Linked DNA regions of Homo sapiens: all the other regions are linked to region 1. A link is a contact called in ENCODE Hi-C data. All regions are on one chromosome and are shown on one strand. Each heading gives the region's core, a stretch centred on a gene start or an enhancer-like site at or near the end of the contact. The rest is flanking DNA. Distances are from core to core; before and after follow the strand shown. Region 1 has its middle 15 kb from the start of LINC02902. Region 2 has its middle 240 kb from the start of SNORD151. Region 3 overlaps SUN3 (Sad1 and UNC84 domain containing 3).

Region 1 (4,151 bases), core at 653-3,152:
AAAGAAAAGGTGAGTTGGCCAGGCGCAGTGGCTCATGCCTGTAATCTCAGCACTTTGGGAGGCCGAGGTGGGCGAATCACGAGGTCAGGAGTTCGAGACCAGCCTGGCCAGCATGGTGAAACCCCATCCCTACCAAAAATACAAAATGTTAGCTGGGTGTGGTGGCAGGCGCCTATAATCCCAGCTACTCGGGAGGCTGAGGCAGGAGAATCACTTGAACCCGGGAGGCAGAGGTTGCAGTGAGCTGAGATTGCACCACTGCACTCCAGCCTGGGCGACAGTGCGAGACTCCAGCTCAAAAAAAAAAAAAAAAAAAAAAAAAAGAGTGAGTCAAATGGATGAATGAATGTAGCAAAGGCCAGGAGTAGGCTGTGGGAATTAAGGTTGCCTTTCAGGATCTTTGTGTGAGGAAGAGGACATCAGGGAGTGGGCTCCAGGGACCACTGAACCTGGGGACCGAGGAAGGGGCAGGGTTTGCCGAAAAGTGAGAGCTGCCCTGGCCTTGCCCAGCTGCGCAAGAGGGAGGCTCCAAGCTCTATCTGAGCAGTAGCAAGGAAAGGGCTGGACTGAGCCAATGGGGGTCAGCCTTCTGGCTTTGTTTCACTGTGCAGTTGTTGAGTGCCTAATGTACACCAGCAACAATTCAGGCCCTTGGGGTGCAGCAATAGGAGATGCTCCTGGAGCCAAGAGGATACCGACGGATCCCCTCCAGGCCAAGTAGTACCTGCAGCTAGGTCCATTCAACTAAACCAGATGAGTGTCATCTAGGTCTGTTTGTCCCTAGGGCATAGCAGATGCTCAATAAATACTTGCTTAATGAATAAAAGTCTCCTAATAAAAATAGTAGTAGGAGCCAACATCATTATTGAGTGCTTCTCTGTATCAGGCATTGTTCTAAACTTCACATGAACTCAATCTTCTTAACAGCTTTCATGATGAAGGCCGTAGGATCCCAACTTTACCAGTGAGAAAACAGAGGCATGGAAAGCTAGAGGAATTCAGCAAAGGTTATGTAGGAACTATCTTAAGGAGTGTGGGAGTGAATTCCAAACCTAGCGTGCTTTATCCCGGGCTTGGGTCTGCCCTCGAACCACAGGAGGTAGAAAAAAGGGCACACAGTCTTCATTTTCCGAGGATGTCATAGCAGGTGCTGCAGGCTGGGTGGCTGAACCCTCAGAAATGAATTTCCTCGCAGTCCTGGAGGCAGCAAGGCAGAGACTAAGGTGTTGGCAGGTTTGGTTTCTCCTGAGGCATCTCTCCTCGGATGGTAGATAGCTGTCTCCTCCCTCTTCCCTAAGGATGTGTGTGTAAGCCTGTGTCCCAATCTCCTCTTGTTATAAGGACACCAGTCATTGGATTAAGGCCCACCGTAATGCCTCATTTTACCTTAATTTCCTGGTAAAGGCCCTATCTCCAAAGAAGGTCACATCCTGAGATTCTGGTTAGGACTTCAGTCTTGGAATTTTGGGTAACACAATTCAGCTGGTGACATTGACACAGCCTGGGGCTGCCCAGTTTTCCCAGAAGGGGCAGCAGGAATGGGTCAAAAACCCATCACTCATCAAGAAAAACCAGTTCATGTGTTGAGGAACCGTCTTGTCTGCCGTCCTTCAGAATGAGTGCGCAGTTGTTTTGCTGTTTTCTTGGGAACCAGCTGTGGAACACTGCGCTTCCCTTTCCTTTCTTTTCAAGAACCTTGGTGCCCACCTGGCCTCCTGGAGGACACCTTTGTGCAGAGGCTGCCAGAGATGGAACATAGAGATGGGGGAGGGGAGCAGGTGATGCTGGCCCCTGTTGAAAGAAAGTGGGCAAGAGCAGGGGTAGTTATTTCTCCTCTTACAGAAAGGGCTTGCTGAGTTAGGCTTCATGTGGCATTGTGTTCTTTTGAACGTCACTTAAGGCATACATGAAGCGTGTGCACATGACACAGCCCAGTGGAGCCAGGGAGTGACTCAGCCTGCTGCCCAACACCCACTGCAAGTTGTTCCTGTGGCTGCCTCTAGCTGTTCCCCAATCTGAAATTTGTTTTTCGTTTTCCTTCACTTAAAAAAACTTGTTGGCCGGGCTCGGTGGCTCACACCTGTCATCTCAGCACTTTGAAAGGCCAACGAGGGAGGACTGCTTGAGCCCAGGAGTTTGAGACCAGCCTGGGCAACATAGAGAGACCCTGTCTCTACTAAAAGATAAAAATAAAACAATTAGCCGGCCACGGTGGTGCATGCCTGTGGTCTCAGCTACTGGGGAAGCTGAGGTGGGAGGACGGCTCAAGTCCGGGAGGTTGCGATTACAGTGAGCCATGATCTCGCCACTGTACTCCAGCCTGGGCAACAAAGTGAGATCTTTTCTCAAAAAAAAAAAAAAGTTGTAACATGCGTGTATCCCCAAACAATAAATTGCTTAGTCAGGCTTATGTGGGACTTTCTAGAAATGCTATCACACTTTGTGTTGACTTCTGAGCCTTGCTTTTTTCCCTTCAAGTTTATGTTCCTTTCCCAAGGCTCTCCCAGGCCCAAGGGTCTCTCACGCTCTGTAAAACCTGTGCTCAAAGCTTCTCCCCTGAGGCTGTGGGCAGAGACTGGGTGATACTGAAGTAATACAAGTTCTCAGGAAAGATCCTTTTTTTTTTTTTTTTTTTTTTTTTACACCAGGCCAGGCCCAGATTGGGTATTTTTAATATGTAAAAACAAGACTGGGTGTGGTGGCTCACACCTGTAATCCCAGCACTTTGGGAGGCCGAGGCAGGTGGATTGCCTGAGGTCAGGAGTTTGAGACCAGCCTGGCCAACATGGTGAAACCCCGTCCCTACTAAAAATACAAAAAAATTAGCCAGGTGTGGTGGTTCATGCCTGTAATCCCAGCTACTCGGGAGGCACAAGGCAGGGGAAAATGCTTAAACCCAGGAGGTGGAGGTTGCAGTGAGCTGAGATCGCGCTACTGCACTCCACCTTGGGTGACAGAGTGAGACTCTACCTCAAAAAAAAAAAAAAAAAAAACCAAAAAACAAAACAAACAAAAAAACAAATATGTAAAAACAGGGAGGGCCCCAGTGTGCTTGTTAACATGCATATGAGAGCGCCAGTTTGCAAAGCAGGTACAGCCCAGGCGGGCACTGAGCAGGATTCACAGCTGGGTCCAGACGCCTTCGCTCCCCACAGATGACACCTGCAGCGAGACTCTGCTGACCTTGAACTTCAAGCTCTGTGCTTCCACTTTTGACATTCATTTGTTTCTTAGCCTAAACTTGACACTTCCTTTTAGCAATATGCAAATTCAAGGCTGTCACAGCACAGCATCTGGAAAGTTACAACAGCAGCCCATTGGCGGTGATGGTGGGATTGTGTAGGGCTTACATTTTTTAACTTCCTTGAGTATATTTTTTGAGTTTTCCACAACAGGCATGCATTGCCTAGGAATGAGGAAAATCCAACGTCTTCCTCAGGAACCCAGGCTTCACCCATCTACGTGTCCTCTCTTCTACAAAATGGGGCTTACATGAACACTCTCCTCACCAGGCTTACTAAGGGCTTAGCTTACAGACATTATTGAGCATCTTCTGTGTACCAGAGGTTGGGGGCACGGGAGGAGTCAGATGTGGACCCTGCCCTTTAGGGTCTAGTGCAGAAGAGAGGTTTCCATAGGCAACTAGAATTCAAAACGGCATGCACGGCGGTGGAGTGAGGGGAGGGCTCTGGGGGGGCTCCGAAGGGGTAGATAGGCCGGAGTCTGCCAGATTGGAGGCCAGGGCCTTCTAAGCATCAGAACACATAGGCATACGTGGAAGGTTGAGCCATGGCATTTGGGAACCCGCCTAACCCCCCGGGGCTGGGCACAGAGTCCAGGGAGCACACAGCCTGGGGGTCGGGGAGAGAACGAAGGGACAGCACTTGGTCCCTCGGGGTGTGCATCAAGCTCAGCTGCTGAGATCTATGGATCCCAGTTCTGGCTGCGCTTTATTTTTATTTATTTATTTATTTATTTATTTATTTATTTTTTTGAGACGGAGTCTCCCAAGCTGGAGTGCAGTGGTGCCGTCTCTGCTCACTGCAACCTCCGCTTCCCAGGTTCAAGCAATTCTCCTGCCTCAGCCTCCCAAGTAGCTGGGATTACAGGCCCCCATCACCATGCCTGGCTAATTTTTTTTCTATTTTTAG
Region 2 (4,151 bases), core at 935-3,434, 440 kb before region 1:
TTATAACTTAGCAGATGCTTATCTCAGCCCCTGGTGGGTGTGGCCGTGGAGGGGCAGCTTTGTTCCTGTATCTGCTGGGTGGTTTTTTGCTGCATTCAGACTTTCCAGGGCCAAAGACACCACAGGCCATAGCAGAACTTGGACTCTAACCCAGTCATTCTCATGTCAAGACTGGGTTAGAGTCCTCACTATGCCACTTCCTCTCCCACTAGGCCATGTCCTCAGGACAGGAAGTCCAGCCTTCCTGCAGCCACCTGAGAACTAGATAGAGTAGATCTCATGAGGAAAGGGGAAGTTAAAAGGGAAATTCCAAAGTTTAGAAAATATTTCAAGGAGAGTAGTGTAGAGAAAAGGAGAAGGGATCCAAACATTGTTGAATATTTCTTTAGGGCAAGGTGATTTGATTTTTCATAACTATTCTCATTTAATTAATACCAGGGAGGCACAGTTATATTCCTTTTATAGGCAAAGAAACTGAGATCGCTAAGTTATTTTTGTTTGTTTGTTTTTGTTTTTTAAGAGATGGGGTCTTGCTCTGTCATCCAAGCTGGAGTGCAGTGGCACAATCATAGTTCACTGCAGCCTGGAACTCCTGGGCTCAAACCATCCTCCCGCTTCAGTCTCCCAAGTAGCTGGCACTACAGGTGCATGCCATTATGTCTGGCTTGAGATTGATAGTTTTTAAATAATGCTCAAAATTATAGATCTGGATTTAAAACTAAATCCTAATCCTATATTCACTTGACTCCGGGACTCTGGCTTCCCCCCACTGCAGCCCAAGAAGTAACCTGCCCAAAGTAAATAATAGCAACAAATAAATTTAAAAATGTTACTTAGCAAGTGGCATAAAACAATAAAACAGAGCTGAGTAAGGTGTTTGTGTTTAGTATATCCAGGTGTCCCCTATTAAGGCTCATCCCTCACCTCTAGCCAAGAAATCAAATTGTGATATTCAATTAACTGAGAATTAGGCCGCTCCTTTCAGGAACCTGCCAATACACATAATAAACACAAACGGGCTCTGCTGAGTAGAACAATGTGAACTCAAGAGTGAACAGCTGTGAAGGCAAGCCTTGGCTCTGCCTCTGACCAGCCATGCACATCTGGGCAAGTCACTTCCCCTAGATTCCATTTCCCCATCTGCAAAGTGGGCACTGCAAGACCTACGTCACCGGTTTGCTGGGAGAATAGCATAAGTTTCCCAGACCTCCAACCTGGGGATATTAAACAGGGCTATACCAGCAGCATTACCTGTATGTCCCTAACTCTTCCCGGAGAAACCACAGAATAGCCAGCACCTCCTCCAGGCACACCCACACCACAGTACACACAGAAACACAGTAGGGTGTTTCAGCATTCTTCCTTACAAATTCGCCAGCCACCAAGCACCACCTCCATTCTCTGCTTCTCTTGTGCTAGGACTTTAGGATGAAATTCACTGTAGTTCCCCCACACCCTGTAATAGAATCCATAAATGAGCCCTCCTGATATGTCCAGAGCTGCTGCTGGGCTGCCTCCTGCCACTGCTGCCCTGTCCTGCTGGGCCTTCCCACCTCCTAGGGCATCTCCATGGGACACGGGAATCCACTAAAGCTCATGCTTGTGCCAAGATGGTGCTGTGGGACCCCACCCCATGCCCTGATCCCTGCAGAAGGGAGAGGAAATGCCCTCCTTCTCCACACCAGGTTACACATGGGTGCACGGTCCCCTGTGTCTTGCAAAGTGTTTGTGAACACACATTCTCAGTTTCTCCTCATGACCCTCCCATTCCCAGGATCCTGCCAGATGTCCTCAGGACCTGAGCTGGGGGATCGATTCTAGAGAGGACACCATACTCTGATCAGAATTGCCCTGGCTCCACACCAGTCCAGTCCTCCAGCTTCCTCTTTCCTTGCGGGGGAGGGTCCCCCACTGCTGTTTCTCCTACGGGGAGATGGAGGGAGCTGGAAAAGAGATGAACAGATGAACTCTGCCCTCATCATCCTGAGAAGCCCTTCCCTGCTGCCCCACTGCAACTCTGAGTCCCATACCAACAAGGGCAGAAAGTTGGCAAGGCCACGGAGCCCCTGGCCTTCGCTAGTCAGGGGATGTCTCCTGGAGAATACACAGCCGCTGCTCAACTGTCATGGCAATAAATAACCCAACCACAACTGTCCCCTGGCCTGCCTCCTGGTGAGAAACACTCATTCCCGGCAGGGACACAGGCTCTGAGAGAGCCTCTGTCTCCCAGGAGACTGCTGAGGAGGGTGTTTCCAGGGTCCTGTGGGCTAAGTGACTCATCACCCACAGAGCCCCAGAGGCCGGCTGTTTGCAGCTGGAACTGGGTCTCCTGAGATCCAGAGCAATGGAGGGCAGTACCCTCGGCCCTGTGTCAGGTCACAAAGGAGTTCTGGAGTTGGATGGTGGTGATGGCTGCACAACAGTGGGAACGTCCTTAATACCATTGAACCACACGCTTAAAACGGGCTACCATGGTAAACATTATGTATATGTTATCACAATTACTTAAAATATTTGAATTCAGAGAGAAAAATACATAATATATAAGAAATATTATATATATAATGTATATACACCAATATTCATAAATAATCTGACTAGTAATTTACAAGGGATCTTTTTACTTTTCTGTATTTTCTGAGTTTTTCTTTTAGTTTGCTTGTAGTACCTTTGTAATAAGATCAATAACAAGAATTGTTCATTAGAATTAACAGTTATAACAATAAGCCTTTTCAAAGAAGCACTTTCAAAAATCCTTCCTGTGTATTTCTCCTGTCAATCACTTGTTCAGTGGCTGGAACACAGACATGTCTGAGGGGCTCACTGCCCTCTCTCACCAACCATGGCTACCAGAGTGACCAATAAAGGGGCCTGGGCAACGGTTCCCTCAGACCATCCTTCCCTGCTCCGAACCCTTCACCGCCCTGCCCAGCTCCAAGATGTCTCCACCTGCAGCCTCGCCTCCCTTCTCCTCCAGCCTCGCCTCCCTCCTCCTGCAACCTCCCTTCCCTCCACCTCCAACCCCGCCTCCCTCCACCTCCAAACCCGCCTCCCTCCTCCTCCGGCCCCACCTCTCTCCTCCTCCAGCCCCGCCCACCTCCACCTACAACCCCGCCTCCCTCCAACCTTGCTTCCCTCCACCTCCAACCCCGTCTCCCTCCAAACCTGCCTCCATCCTCCTCCAGTCCTGCCTTCCTCCTCCTCTGATCAGCCTCCCTCCTCCTCAACTCCTTAACTCATGATGGATCGTAAGCCTAAATGGAAAACGTAAAGTGTAAAACCTTTAGAATCAAACACAAAAAAATATTGTGTGAACTTAGATTAGGCCAAGAGTTATCAGATATGACTCCGAAAGCAAGACCCACAAAAGAAAAATTACTAAGTTGGATTTTATCAAAATTTTACCTTTTATGATTCAAAAGACACTGTTAAGAACATAAAAGTGATAAGCCAGAGAATGAAAGAAAATACTTGCAAGTCATATATCTGACAAAGGACTTATATCTGGAATATAAAAAGAATATTCAAAGCTCTACAATAAGAAAACAGCCCAACTTTCTTTTTAAAAAAAGGGCAAAGGATTTAAACAGATATTTCACCAAAGACAAGATATCAAATGGCAAATAAGCACATAAAAAGATTGTAAACATTAAGAAAATCAAAACTAAAACCACAATGATATATAACTGCACATCTGTTAGCATGGGGAAAAAAAGGCTGACAACACTGCATGCTAGAGAGAATATAGCAAAACAGGAGCTTGGCTGGGTGCAGTGGCTCACACCTGTAATCCCAACACTTTAGGAGGTTGAGGAGGGCGGATCACCTGAGTTCAGGAGTTAGAGACCAGCCTGACCAACATGGTGAAACTCCGTCGCTACTAAAAATACAAAAATTAGCCGGGCATGGTGGTGGGAGCCTGTAATCCCAGCTACTCGGGAGGCTGAGCCAAGAGAATCACTTGAACCCAGGAGGCAGAGGTTGAAGTGAGCTGAGATTGCACCACTGCACTCCATCTAGCCTGGGAAAGAAAGAAAAACAGTATCTCTAATTCATAGCTGAAGGGAAAGCAAAATGGTGCAGCCACTTTGGCCAACAGTTTCACACTTTATTACATTTTCCACGCTCTTAGATGAAACCACACAGGTCAG
Region 3 (4,151 bases), core at 577-3,076, 320 kb after region 1:
GTAAAGGGTCTGTGCTGAGGAGGATCAGTAAAAGAGGAAGGCCTCTTTGCAGCTGAGATCAGAGGAAGGCATCTGTCTCCTGCTCGTCCCTGGGCAATGGAATGTCTCGGTGTAAAACCCGATTGAATATCCCATCTCCTGAGATAGGAGAAAACCGCCTTAGGGCTGGAGGTAAGACATGCTGGCAGCAATATTGCTCTTTAAGGCATTGAGATGTTTATGTATATGCACATCAAAAGCACAGCACTTTTTTCTTTACCTTATGATGCAGAGACATTTGTTCACATGTTTTCCTGCTGACCCTCTCTCCACTATTACCCTATTGTCCTGCCACATCCCCCCTCTCCGAGAAACACCCCATAATGATCAATAAATACTAAGGGAACTCAGAGACTGGTGCCGGCGCGGGTCCTCCGTATGCTGAGCGCTGGTCCCCTGGGCCCACTCTTCTTTCTCTATACTTTGTCTCTTTGTCTCTTTCTTTTCTCAAGTCTCTCGTTCCACCTGACGAGAAACGCCCACAGGTGGGGAGGGGCAGGCCACCCCTTCATATGTACACATGACTCAAGCCTCATATATTCTCTTTAGCTTAAGACAGGAGTGCTAGTTTTATTTCTACCTCCTTTATCACCTTGTTGGGTTTTTTTAAGAAACAGGATCTGATGGAATACTATGCAGCCATAAAAAAGAACAAGATCGTGTCCTTTGCAGGGACATGGATGGAGCTGGAGGCCGTTATCCACAGCAAACTAACACAGGAACAGAAAAACAAATACTCTATGTTCTCACTTGTAAGTGGGAGCTAAATAATGAGAACACATGAACACAAAGCGGAGCAACAGACACTGAGATCTACTTGAGGGTGGGGGGTGGGAGGAGGGAGAGGAGCAGAGAAATACCTGTTGGGTATTACTACTTACCGCCTGTATAACAAACCTGCACATATACCTCTGAACCTAAAATAAAAGTTAAAATAAAAAACAAATAAACAACAAAACAAAACAAACCAAAAAAACGGGGTCTGGCCATGCTGCCCAGGCTGGCCTCGAATTCCTGGGCTCCAGTGATCCTCCTGCTTTAGCCTTTTAAGGAGCTGGGATCACAGGAGCAGATACTGCGCCCAGTCCTTTTATCACCTTGTTTTAATTTTACTTGGTTCATAAATTCTTTAATGTAGAAGAAAATGATGAGAAGCAGTTTTTATTACTAAAGGATTCCTGCCTTTGGGATTCACCCATAATTTGTCTAAATAATGAACGTGTTCACCTTTCTGAGATGGAACTTAGCTGCTCAAACTCAACTTTTCAGAGACACCACTTGCAGGTGGTGTGGGCTTCTATGAAAGGACAGCAGCCCTTTGTTTTGAAACTCCAGATATGGAATGTAGAGGCATTTGGGTGACATATAAGGCAGGCTGTTTAACCCAGGGCCCTCCTCCAGATGGGAAGATCATAATTGAAGGCATAAACCTATATAAGGCAAAAGTGGGAGTAGACAGTAAAACCAAAAAACAAAACAAAACAAAACAAAACAAACCCCAAAACAAACAAACAGAAAAACCAAAAAGTGAAGATGGCCAAATGGCGCCTGGAGAGAAAGAACACAAACTACTCGGGCTGTACGTGGACCCAGCAGCGCAGGACTTAAGCGGCAGGTTCCCAGGAAGGCCGGAGGAGGGTGTCCATGTGGGGAGCGTGTGGGTGAAAGCGTGAGGGGGAGTGTGGGGGAAAGGAGCCCAAATCTGCGGCTTAGCTAACAGTCATTTCAAAAAGCAGTTACAACGCCTCCACGCCCCTCCAGCCCCGCCTGGCCCAGCAGAGGGCTCTCTTCTTCCTCCCATCTCTAAGACCACTGCCGGCGCCGCCCCAGAACCGCCCACAAGAGCATGGCCTCTGCACAAAGTGGTGACCCCGCGGCCCTCCTCTCCCCAGCAGCTCATGGTGTGGTGGGCCAGGCTGGCACCTCCTGTGCACTGCAGGAGTCCTCTCAGGGTCAGCTCTCCTGATAGCACACTTGTGACTCCCGACGAAATGGCCCGACCAGATGATTCCCGCTGCAAACTCACGACGGATGAGCCCCACCGTGCGCGCAAAGCTTCCTGCCGGCTTTGCACCGCCTAGCAATTCATGTGACAAGCATCACAGACATGGGAGAAAAGTGTTGTACAGGAAACAGAGAGACGCTACCCGCAAGGGGGAAAAGTGGGGCTAGGAAATCCAGACCCGGAAGCGAGCAGAAGAAAATGAGACAAGCCTACAGTTAATATATTCAGAAGCATAAGAGAAGGTACTGCCTTCATAAAAGAAAAAAATATAGGCTCTAAAAAAGGGAATATGTATAGAAACAAGAAGTCTCAGAAAGTATAATCATGACAGCAGGAATGAAAATTTCCGTAGAGGGGTTAAAATGTGAATTGATATGATCTTCCAGAAGGTGGAACAAAAAGCAGAAAAGGGAAAGAAGAAACACTTTTTAAAAATAATAAATTAGACAGTAAGTTGAATCCTCAGGATGCATGAGTGAAATCCCACGACAACAGTTGTGCATCAGGCCTACCTAACAAGGCTGGAGCAAAATGCTGAGGGCGCCAGAGGGATATCTTGGGAAAAAAAAAAGAAAATAAATGAAAAGAAAGTGAAGGAAGGAATAAAGAAAGGAAGAAATTTATAAGTTATCTGATGTGAATCAACATAATGGGGGAATATTTGTACTTCTGAAGAAGAATTTGGGAAAGTTTTAGTAATAGGAATGCAGAAAACTAAGCAAATTAAAGAAAAATAGGCTGGGCACCAGTGGCTCACGTCTGTAATCCCAGCACTGTGGGAGGCCAAGGCGGGAGGATCCTGAGCCCTGGAGTTTGAGACCAGCCTGGGCAACATAATAAGACCCTTATCTCTACTAAAAAATTTAAAAAACAATCCCACGAGTTTGAAGTTGCAGTGAGCTGTGATTGTTCTCCAACCTGGGCAACAGAGCTGAGACCCTGTCTCAAGAAAAAAAAAATGTAAAGCAATTATTACACTCAGAAACATTTAAAAAAATGGAAGAAAGTAGTATTTAAGTACACTAAATAGCTCAACTGAGAGCTGTTTTGTTCACATAGTCACTGTGAAAACATTGAGTATTGCTTGAACAAAAAGATAATACAGTCTTCTAGCAGTGCCTCAAATGTTAAACCTACATTTACCATGCTATCTAGGAATTCCAGTCTTAGGTATACACCCAAGGAAAACAAAAACTCATGTCCACACAAAAACTTGTACATGAATGTTTGTTGAAGCATTATACATAATGACCAAAAAAATGAAAATAATTCAAATGTCCATCAACTGATGAATAGATAAATAAAATGTCATATATCCATACAATGAAATGTTATTCAGCAATAAAAAATAAATGAAATATTGAGACATACTACATCATAAATGAACCTTGAAAACAGTATGCAAAGTTAAAGAAGCCATTCACAAAAGATCACACATTATAAATGATTCAATTTATATGAAATGTATAGAATAGGTAAATTTATTGAGACAAAGTAGACCAGTGGTTGCCAGGGGCTGGAGGAGTACACTAGGGGAATAGGAGGTGACGGCTAAGGGGTATGGGGTTTCTTTTTAGGGTAAGAAAAATGTTCTAAAATTGATTATGGTGATGGATACACAACTCTGTGAATACACTAAAAGCCACTGAAGGGTGTACTTTAAATGGGTGAATTAATTGTTATGGGAATTACATCTCCAGAAACCTGTTTTGTTTTTTAAATTAAGACATAAATATTTTGGGAAGATGGAAGTGCCATGGAAAAGAGTTAATCTTCATTTTCAATGAGAGGATGTCATAATCAAAACTGAAAAATCAGGAAATAATGGCAAAAGCCAACATGGAGGCAAGTACCCAAATAAACATCTAAAATTGTTGCAAGTAGAAGCTTTGGGATAATGAGAATTGGAGATGTGGAGAAGTGGGACAAGGAATTACTGTTTCTTTACAAACTTTATGGAAATATTTGATTTTTACTTATACATGTATAACTTTGATAAAAGTAAAAATAATAATATAAATCATTTGGTCCAACTCTCTCTCTTTGTAGGTGAGAAAGCAGAAGTCCAGGAAATAAGTGACACAACTAGTTATCTGTCCTAGTTCAG

What was found. A loop is a pair of places that touch in the nucleus more often than their neighbours do. Pooled maps may share reads with other maps.
Region 2: a loop to region 1 is called in a map with no recorded cell type, with 12 times the contacts of the local background. The contact joins two enhancer-like sites. A Hi-C loop is called at or near these places in 1 of 37 single-sample maps with no recorded cell type and 2 of 50 pooled maps.
Region 3: a loop to region 1 is called in a pooled map, with 4 times the contacts of the local background. The contact joins two enhancer-like sites. A Hi-C loop is called at or near these places in 4 of 50 pooled maps.

The regions. Positions count from the first base shown.
Region 1 is chr7:47,667,734-47,671,884 of GRCh38, forward strand. No RefSeq gene overlaps it. Among named protein-coding and RNA genes, the nearest start is that of LINC02902, 15 kb to the left of the region's middle. Within about 2 kb of position 1,903, at least 19 of the 41 ENCODE cell types and tissues checked have a DNase peak (open chromatin) inside an H3K27ac peak, as active enhancers do.
Region 2 is chr7:47,225,792-47,229,942 of GRCh38, forward strand. No RefSeq gene overlaps it. Among named protein-coding and RNA genes, the nearest start is that of SNORD151, 240 kb to the right of the region's middle. Within about 2 kb of position 2,185, at least 2 of the 41 ENCODE cell types and tissues checked have a DNase peak (open chromatin) inside an H3K27ac peak, as active enhancers do.
Region 3 is chr7:47,990,090-47,994,240 of GRCh38, forward strand. All of the region lies in intron 8 of SUN3 (Sad1 and UNC84 domain containing 3), which reads right to left. Among named protein-coding and RNA genes, the nearest start is that of HUS1, 13 kb to the left of the region's middle. RefSeq lists enhancers at 1-670, 1,856-2,085. Within about 2 kb of position 1,827, at least 25 of the 41 ENCODE cell types and tissues checked have a DNase peak (open chromatin) inside an H3K27ac peak, as active enhancers do.